2 separate regions of the Homo sapiens genome follow, and region 1 is linked to region 2. A link is a loop called in an ENCODE intact Hi-C map of the cell type or tissue named here. Cell type or tissue: IMR-90. All regions are shown on one strand.

What was found. Peaks named below come from ENCODE experiments on the same cell type or tissue, not always from the same donor. Only the 100,000 strongest peaks of a DNase experiment are listed, where the experiment ranks them.
Region 1: a loop joins it to region 2, with 6 times the contacts of the local background. A loop is called at or near these places in 1 of 110 quality-filtered maps.

What each region holds. Positions count from the first base shown.
Region 1 is chr9:70,404,529-70,409,528 of GRCh38, reverse strand. The region is part of intron 1 of KLF9 (KLF transcription factor 9); the gene reads left to right. It overlaps LOC124900273 (a long non-coding RNA gene), which reads left to right. Exons shown (of 2, transcript XR_007061576.1): 2 at 1,100-5,000. Among named protein-coding and RNA genes, the nearest start is that of KLF9-DT, 7.2 kb to the left of the region's middle. In IMR-90, no CTCF peak of the experiment used is centred here; DNase peaks (open chromatin) are centred at 2,228 and 2,958; H3K4me3 peaks cover 504 bases; H3K27ac peaks cover 2,344 bases.
Region 2 is chr9:70,117,959-70,122,958 of GRCh38, reverse strand. The region is part of intron 5 of MAMDC2 (MAM domain containing 2); the gene reads right to left. Among named protein-coding and RNA genes, the nearest start is that of MAMDC2-AS1, 55 kb to the left of the region's middle. In IMR-90, a CTCF peak has its summit at 1,882; DNase peaks (open chromatin) are centred at 708, 1,868 and 4,748; H3K27ac peaks cover 191 bases.

The sequences.
Region 1 (5,000 bases), 290 kb before region 2:
GGGGCGGGTGGTAAAGGCAGTGTTATAAGGAAACAACTACATTCTAATTCCAGCTCGGAAGTCATCAGAACAGGCTGATGTTGAATCATGCTGGGTTGATATCTGGATGACAGAAACCTTAGGCCTTGTTTCTGTGCCAGGTGCCATCTTATTCTCTTTTTGGAGGGGCTTAAGTCAGCTATCGCCAAGTGGTGACAATGGGTTGAGTTTGATAACACTGGTTATAGGATTCTGAAGATCAGAAAACCCCAAATTCCAACCATGACACCCCAGTTCTATGAAAAAATATTTTTCAGTATATATATATACATATATGTATATATATATACATATACATGTATATGTATACATATATATACATATATGTGTATATATATACATATACATATATATGTATACATATATACATATATGTATATATATACACATATATATACATATATGTGTATATATATACACATATATATACACATATATGTATATATATATACACATATATATATATACATATATGTGTATATATATATACACATATATATATATAGTGCAAAAGGAGGCTCACATAAAAAACCAGGAGAGGTGGGGGCTACAAAAGCCCGGAGTGGCGGCTTCTGCTCCTTAGCCTCTTCGAACACATTCTTGGGATCCTTGGCATACTTGGTGTGAGGGACCTGGATAGCCTCTGTAGTAGAAGTTGTCCTCCAATATGGAAAACAGATTTTTTTGGTCCCTCTAGGAATGTCCATCACTAGCCAACTCTAACTTAGGTGGGAATTTTGCTTAAAGGCATGAGGTTGCCCTGAGCTTCTTGCACTCTTCTCCCTTAATTACTGTAAAAGGTTTTGGAGTCAACTGTTTGGTCAAGGAGAGTCTGATGTCATCGGAGGTATCAGGAAAAACTCACTTCATTGCCTGGGAGGTGGGGCCTTAGGGACAGAGCAAGGCCTTGCCCTAGACTAAGGGGCCTTAGCTCACTGGGCTGCCCATTAAGTAGGCCCTGCCCAGCCCTTACCACCATCTCTTCTCTTCATGAGTGGAACGGAAGCCCTGTACCTGGATCCTTAGGGACACATTCTCTCTACCCCATTCTTCTTTCCAGAGGGCTCCCCAGAGTGATGTGGAATGGCATTTCATAACCCAACTTGCTTCATCCAACATAGATGTACAACTAGGCCTGAGTGGGGCTTGCACAGGTAACTGTTTCTCTACCCTTTTTCCATAATTGTCCCCTCCATTACTGATCCTCCTGCCTCAGCCTCCAGAGTAGCTGGGATTATGGGTGTGTGCCACCACACTCGGCTAATTTTTTGCATTTTTAGTAGAGACAGGGTTTCACCATGTTGGCCGGGCTAGTCTCGAACTCCTGACTTCAAGTGATCTGCTCACCTCGGCCTCACAAAGTTCTGGGATTACAGGTGTGAGCCACTGCGCCTGGCCTCCCCCATTACATTTTAATTCCACAGATACACTTGAGCTGTTTATGGACTATGCCCCATTCCGAAGGCGACAAATCGTTGTAATAGCTAAGACTTTTTTCACCTGTCACAGAACCAATTTTTGCCCCCTGGGAGATGATACTGCCTCACCCCACTCAGCAATAGGAGTGATATCAAGTATCCTGTTAGGGAAGAATAACAATCTATGCAAAAGGCTGCATACACATGGCTTCTAGCTATAGAGGATGGGTTTCTAAGGCTGCAAGGGTTTGCTATAGGGTTTGTTTCTGGGTTTTAGACAAGAGGGTAAAACTCCCTTGAATCAAGTGAAAGATGCCCAGACTGTTCTTCAGCCCCCAGCCCAAGCTCTCTGCAGAAATCTGACCCTGGGGCTGGAGGCTGTTAGGACCCTATAGCTCTTATTGCTAGTCACAAGGTAGGAGCCACCCAGTTGCCTTTCTTTCCTCATTTCCCATTTGTCCTGTGTCATCCTCCATCTATCTGCCCTAGCAAAGACAGTCGGGGGGCCTCTGAGAATCTTCTGCTGGCAAGATTACAGTTTCACGATAGAAAACATAAGTGGAGTCAAATTACAGAGTACGCACACTGTTTCCCTTGATTTTCCTCTCACATCTTCTGTGCGTGGTGAGAAGAGAGAGGGGAGGGGTATAAGTGGGTTCCTGGGTGAGAGAGGGAGGTACCAGAGTAAATACAGTGCCACTTGGATGGTGACACCCCATTACCTTCAGACACAAAGATGTAAGCTGAGGGAAATGAATTCTTGGATTCAGGGAAATGAATTCTTGGATTCTGAACATGAGGGTCAGATTTACATTCCTGTCTCAATTGTTGACGCTTATCCCAAGGACTAGTCATTCTGCAACATCTGTGGGAAATTCCCAGATTGAACTTCCCAGGGAGAAACATCATATGACATATTGGGAAAATGGCTGACAATGGTTTTCCTTAGTAAGTTCATTGAGAAGAAAAGTGGGCGGATGATTTCCCAGTCTTCACTCTTTCAGAAGCCCCTAAAACAATCTGACATGCTCTAGTTGGAGCCTGCTTTCTATCCCATCAGTTTGATTTCTGAATGCCTTATGATCATTAGCATTCTTCATTAAAAAAAAAAAAAGCTTTGTCGCATTTGTTAGTCTTGACTTCCAAATCTTCCGTGTTCTTTTTTTTTTTTTCTCTCTCTCTCTCTCTTTCCCTTTGGCTGTTCTCAGGCTTGGAGAAAAAGCTTGTAGCATGCCATTCCTTCCTCCACTGCTAGAATCCTCCCCCACATCCGACCCTCCCACCTTTTCCTAATGTTTCTCCAGCAAGCCCAGCGCCCACTGAAGAGCGTAAATTAGTGCCTAGTAATTGGTACAAAGGCACTTTCTGTTTCTATGCAACACACGCAGAAAGGAGGGGCAAAAGGAAGACGAAGAAAAAAACCCCACAGATGGTTAAAAAGGGAAAGAAGTGAGATCCTCTTTCAGTGGTCTTTGAGCAATCCTGGCTCTCTTTCTCCGCCCCACTTTTTGTTGAAAGTTAGTCACAGGCCTAGGCCTAACTCAGAGCACTTGGTGGCAGCAGTTGTTAGTATCAAAAGAATAGCACTTGGAGGTTGGAAGTGACCTTGGGAGGTCATCACATCCATCATTTTGTCTTTAAGAAAGCACATCCCCACCCTTTCTCAGAGAGATGGGGATTGTTCTCTTGAAATGTTTTGGGGGGACTTGAAGGGCTTTGAAGCACACCACCAGGTTTCAAAAGCTGCCTATCTGCCTTGACTAGCATGTGAGTGGTCATACTGTGTAATCTCCCAGAGCCTCACCAGCTCATGAGGGTACTAGGTAGTTGGAAGCATTTGTCAGCAGAAAATGCTAAAGCCCCTAGCTTCAAGCTTGGCTCTGCGGGTGCCTAGGAATTTTTCCTTCATTTTGAATTCTTTGCAGTACTTTCATTTGAATTCTTTCCCCCCACTTGCTCTCCTGGGACTTCAGTCTATGGTTAACATTTTTCTTTTTCACCTTAGTTTAAAGGGCTGCTTCATGGAATTAACCAAGTGAAAGGGCAGAGGTGGAGTGAGCTGGGGTGGCCTATGCCCTTTTTATGGGAGCAGCACTCTCTTTAACAGCCCAAGGCAGAGCTGCTGAGAGGTTTCCTACCACTCCCTACCTGGAATCGTCCTGAAACTTTAATACCTTTTTGATGCATTAAGGCCACGAGTAAACATTTGTTTTATCCCAGTGTCAAGCAGTCCCCTCAGCAAATAATAGGACTAACATTATTATTCATAAGAATGTGATCCCCCCTGAGGGAGTGAGAAGCACCCATTTTTTTTTTAAATACATGGGACCTTCCAAGGCCATTCATTGCCATGTGTGTCCAAAGCCTTTTTGATGGTGTGCCCGAAGCCTTCTCTTTTAATCTCAGTTTCTAGTGTGGTATAATTGACTTTGGAATCCTGAGATGAGAATTGAAGAACCTGGATCTGAAATCTAAAGGTTCTAGAGCTGAGAGAACCAGTTTGCTCACGATCTAAGCCAGAGCTGCTGCTGCTGGGCCTTTGAATTTGTTTATTTTTTAATGAAACTGAGAATGATCACAAATTTGAACAGGAGAAAGGAATCTAGGAGAATTTGAACAGGAGAAAGGCCAATCCTTAACTGGCCAGATTGAGTCTTTTTAAAAAGTGAGGACATTTATTTAAATAGATTAAAGTAAGAGACGGGAGCTTAAGCCATACAAAATTAGTGACAAGGATTTGAAATGCAGTCAGTGGTGTTATGTATTCAATGAAGTTTGAACATTTTTCCAAGCTGAGCCTCCGTCCTTGTGGAAGGGAGTATCTCCCAAAGGGCCTGACTTGAACCAAAGTGGGAACCAGTGGAATAGGCAATGGTCAAAAACACAAAAGTCTCTCTTGGGAGTTTTGGACATTTTAGAACCGGGAGCAAAATTACAGATCATCTTGGCCCAAAGAAATAGAGGGAGAAGAAAATGTTTCACCATCTCTGTCTTCCAGAGAGCTAGCTTTCATAAGACAGGCAGTTAGAAATGAAGAGTAAGGCCTGACCTATTTCATATTGAACAGTCAAACTGAGGAACTGGAATGTGAGGGGGCCTTTACCTTCAGTACAGAGACAGTAGATAGAGTCGTCAGAGCACAGGCTTTTGGGTCCTTCTGACATGGGTTTTTGAATCCTGTCTCCACCATTCTATTTATGACAACTCAGGCTCTACTTACCTTCTCTGAGCCTCAGGTTTCTCATCTGTAAAATGGAGCTCAGTAATTATATATTTATGAAGTTGTTATGAAGCTTAATTCAGATGAGGTGTTTAAATCATTTAGCACACCATTATAATTAAAAATAAAGAATTTATGTGTGTGTTCCAGAAGCCCTTGATTCCTAGAATTTTTGTTTAGAATTCCAGATTAGTCCAGCACTGCCTCATTCACTTCAATTATTTATTATTATTATTATTATGATTTTGAGACTGAGTCTCACTCTGTCACCGAGGCTGGAGTGCAGTGGCATGAAGGATCTTGGCTCACTGCAACCTCTGCAC
Region 2 (5,000 bases):
CTGCTCCCAGGCAGTGACCAAGCATAGCAGAGGGGCAGGCCATTCTGTCTGCCATGGGGCCCTTCAGCAGCTCCCATCGGCCCAGGTTCTCCTCTTCCTCAGGGGTCAGGTTTGCGTCCTGAGCTGAAAGTTTTCCCTACCCAGGGCATCTTTATGACTTTTGTGGGCTCATTCCTCCATAAAAAAAATAAAAATAAATAAAATAATCTTAACATTTTAGTTTATTACTACATTGGCATAAAGAGGTATATGATGTAGGCTAGAAATTATTATATTCATTTTACCCTTCCAATTTTCAAATAAATAAAATTAAAATATTGTCATGGACCCCTAAAAATGCCATGGCTCCTAGGCACTATGGCTGCTGTGCCCCATAAGGACACTGGGCCTGTCCCCAGCTACTCTGGCTCCTTTCTCCTCAGAGCCTTCATAGCCATCTCTCCCAGGAAATCTCTTTCCCACCTAGTCCCAGCTTAGTGTCAGCTTCCACAGCCAGCCTTGTTGTAAATTCATCTTCCTTGCAGATGACGGACATCTGAGAGTTGTCTTTAAAGGGTAGTAACTCACCTGCTGTGTGGACAATATTTTGTGCATTTGCAGCCAAAGTGCCTCACTAGCAACTTGTGCTCAGGATGCTAGGCCAAGTGAACCACAGTCACATTTCTGATCCAAAAAGCATCCAGAAAACACAACATGATCTGCCCAAAGTGAGTCAGAGAGGCTGCTGGGAATAAGACCAAGACTGCTGACACTAAGTCTCATACAGAACCACCAGACTAGACCGCATGCTCTTGTACCCTTTTTCTTTCCATCATTCATTTGTTGCCAAAGCTGGGTTCTATTTACTGACAATTTGAGCAACATTAAGCTTCTCATTGGGGAACAAAAGGTAGCTCATCATGAGTTTACTATCTCAGTTGAACTGTTAGGGGTGATTCAGAAATTGTCATTCAGGTGTCTGCCCCAGGAGAAGAGGCTGGAGGAATGACAGCCAAACCAGGCTGAGTGTGTCATCAGATACAATCTGTTCTGAGGAAGAGGAGTCAATGGGTAGGTGGCTGCAGGTGCCATTGTATTCTCCTTTCTAAAAACAATGATGGTAGCCTGGAGTTCTTGGAAAATTTTGTCCAGTGTCTGATATTAGGAGAATCTTCCTGCCTAGTTCAATGAACCCAACACTCCTATCTGGCATAGGGCTCTAGAGCTTCCAGAACCTCTGGAAAAGGCTTTTTTTTTTTTTTCCTTTGTCAGATCGTTAAGATTCAAGTAGGATGAAACTAGGTATAGATGGACTTTAAGTAGACAGAATCCTTTAATCTGCCAAATCACTGGATACCCTGCAGGCCACAGAGATTCTAAAGTATTACAACTTGAACTGAAAACGAAAGAGGTTATATGGGGGAAATGGGTTCCCCCATAAGATTAAGAATTGAGAAGCTTATTGCCATTCCTCTACAATCTGTTCTGCTTTGCCATACACAGAGTGAAAATCAATCTATTATTACCTAATTCTGGATTATACACAAAGAGCCTGAGGTTTCTAGGCAAAAAAAAAATTCAAATTCAGTTGAAAGAAAGATCACAGTTCTCAGTCATGCTGCCAGTGCTCAGGCCCCTTCTGGGATGGAGCCTGCAGTGCTGGTGTATGCACACTTGCTCCTGAAGAGGCTGTCTGTTCCTTTCTTGCAGCAGCCCTCTGTATTAGCTGAACTTTTCATGTGGAACCAGTGGCCCCTGGTAGTCAGCCATTTCCCCTTGCATTAGGGAAAGAACTTTAAAGGCGGTTCCTGAATGTTTATTTTCAAGCAGTCTGGCTCACCAGCATTCCCCTAAGACTGCCCTTGGCTTGGCCGCGGTGCCAGAGGCATCCTCTGACTCAGCTGTGATGCGCCCTGCTGGCCACATTTGCACTCCAGTTGTGTTGTCTGCTCCAGTGTTGCTGGTTGTCTGGACAAGCTGTCTCCCCAGTAGGGCAGACAACCTGGTCTGAAGAGATGTATGCCAGAGGGAAATACCCACTGGTCTGCTGCCATGGTGAGCAGACGGCACCCAAAGATAATGAGTTATGATGCATGTTTTTCCACCCTATGAGTCTGACAGTTATCTTCACAAGCCTTTAGTTGTAAGGGTTTTGGTGGCCCTTACTATGATAAAGTCAGACTCTAGTCTTTTTATACAGCTTTCAAGGATGACGTAAGCATGAATGAATATTACGTGAGACTTCTCCTATCTGTGCTAAGACCTCAAAGCCCCAAACAATAAGTGACAACAACCTCTATTTTCTAAAGAGTGGTGCTAGACTGTCAATATGTTAAGTGGCAGCCCCTGGCACCTACCCCAGCTCTACAAGTGTTAGCCCATCTCTCCCTTGTAGCCTGTGCATATGAGAAGGCTCGAGATGAATCAGAGAGATTGGAGATGGGGTTTCTATAAAGAGTTGGGTTAGAGCTGCCCTGCTATGTGTTTCCTTTTGACCTCTCCAGGGAAGGCAAGGGGATTGCTTCCCTTTTCTTACCTTGATCTAAAGGAGGGGGCTTAAGCGAACCACTCATGGAAGAGGTAGAGGAAGGAAACTGCCATGTAACCTCATCCCCTCCCTTTTGAGCAGAAATTTCTGAGCTCTGCAGTTGCTCTGGACCTTGAGATGAAAGTAATCAGAGTTCTTGAAAAAGGTTGATCAGTGATACTGGAGTGTGTGTGTGTGATGCAGAGATGGAGCCTGGCACTGGTGCATACATCTAAAGGCAAAAAACTGACTATAGGGACCCGTAGGGGAAGAGTAGAGAAAAAGGAGTTTGTTGCCAGTGAAATGCACTTCCAGAGTTTGAGGGGGCAATTTAGAAGGCAGCTGGGCTACAGTACCTTAAAAGGACTCTTCTCAAGAGAACTGCCTACCAGTGCGGTAATTCCATTAGAAGGGAGCTGGTAGGGCATACCGTGACTTATATGAGCTAAGCAGGATTCACAGATGGTCAGCCAGAGAGTTGCTCATCCCTGTCTGTCAACACTAAAGTGGGATCCCCCATTGGCCATGACAGGAATGCCAGAATTTGGCCATGTGCTGTATGAAGGTCATCAACTCTAGATTAAATAGCAAGAGGCAAGTGAAACCTTTTGTCCCTAGCCTTTGCCTTTCTGTTCCATCCCCACCCTGCCCATTGCCTCCCAACTCTGAAGCAGCCAGAAGCAGTACAGTAAGAGGGAGAAGTAGGGAAGAAAAAGGTGAAGTATGAAGAGACAAAGCACAAACCTTTCTCTCTACTGCTGTTGTGTGGCCCAGTCTCTGGGAAGATCTGAACTAGATGAGACATTGCAGTTGTGACTTGACTGCATCTAATCCTTGAAAATGAAGGTGTTTATTAATACCTGAAAGTAACTGGAAAGCCACAGTAAGTCATCCAAGGGCAGAGAAAGGAAATCCAGCAGACCTTGCACAAAGAAAATGGTAAGAAAATTAAGAAAGCTGCTTCCCTACCGAGTACTTACACCACGCACCAAATGGATCAATGCAGAGAGTAAATAAATAAGTCCTGTTAAAATGACTCTTGCTCATTCCAAACTGAAATGAGAAAAGAGTGTCACGAGTCATGGAGAGATGATCCAACCATCTCATGATGTTTGATGGAATTAAATAACTCTAACCTTATTTTAGATTTTGAAACCTTGTCCAGCTTCTTCCATAATAGCACCACAAGCAGGCTTGGTTTTTTAAATCTTAGCAAAGAGATGCATCCCTCATTATTTTTCCAGCAATCATCTTTTTTTTTTTTTTTGCTAAGGTATGTAGAAAACAGTAATGATCTGAGCTGTCAGTAGGTTACCTCCTGAAAGATTTTGTTTCACTTCATAAAATATGAATAAAGAAAGAAACCCATATGTGATGAATCAGAATTAAGAAAATACAGGATAAAAATCACATCCCCTCCAGTATTCCAAAGATGTCCTATCACAATTCTTACTACATTATTTTAGTCATTTCCATCATCAGACACTAATTTGGGGGAACAATGCTCATTAAAAACCTTGACTCAATGTTTGGGGCAGATTGTTAGGAACATACAAGGAAATGAAGGAAAACTCATATCACATTGTAGTTTTCAGAAATTACATTCACTCTTTGCTTTTCTACAACACAAAGACTAGCACTCTCCTGGGAAGACTTCCCTCAACCTTCTCTGCAGTTCTGAAATTCCTAAGTAGACAATGAGCTTCCCTTCTACGTGCTGTTTCTCCAGTTTTTACCTGAAAGCAAAGGCAAAAGCTGCGTCCGGTATATGAATGAACACAAGATGAACTCACATAGAGCAAAATCTGCTGTTGCGGGCAGACATCTGAACCATTTAATCTTTACTTTGCCACCCAAATTGATAGAACTCCGGGGAAATCAATATATGCGGTAGAAAGCAAATATGATAAGAGAGGGAACCTCTTTCCTTTTTAGAGCATTGGAGGGTTTATTTTGTTTTGTTTTAAAGAATGATACGGATCAAATCTTTGAGTCCTATGGGCAGAGCTTTTCAAATAAAATATTTTAGAGTCTTTTGAACTCATCATTTTTGGCCCTATCCTCTATAGGGGAAAGACTTACAGAGGACTCCAGGCATGAGGACTGTGTGTGTGTGTGTGTGTGTGTGTGTGTGTGTGTGTGTGTGTGTGTGTGTTGAGTGGGGATGTTGGCTAATGAATGGACAAAATATTAGTCCAAAGGTTGAAGAGAACTTGGAGTGAAATAGCAGGAAAGAGTGGAATGCAGGCAGTCAGGCTTCCTGCTAATCATAAGTAGGAATGTAGCCTGGAACTCAGGGGTTCCTCTGCCATGATCACATACCTTGGGATTCTCAAATGCTCTCCAAATATAAAATAAACCATCCACTCTCATGCCTCTACACTTTTGCACATGCTACATTTGTCTCCCCCTTATGCATCTGGCCAAATTCCAGTTCTACTATTACTTCCTTAAGAGGGCCTTCTCTGTACCCCAAAACCAAGGTAATCTTTTG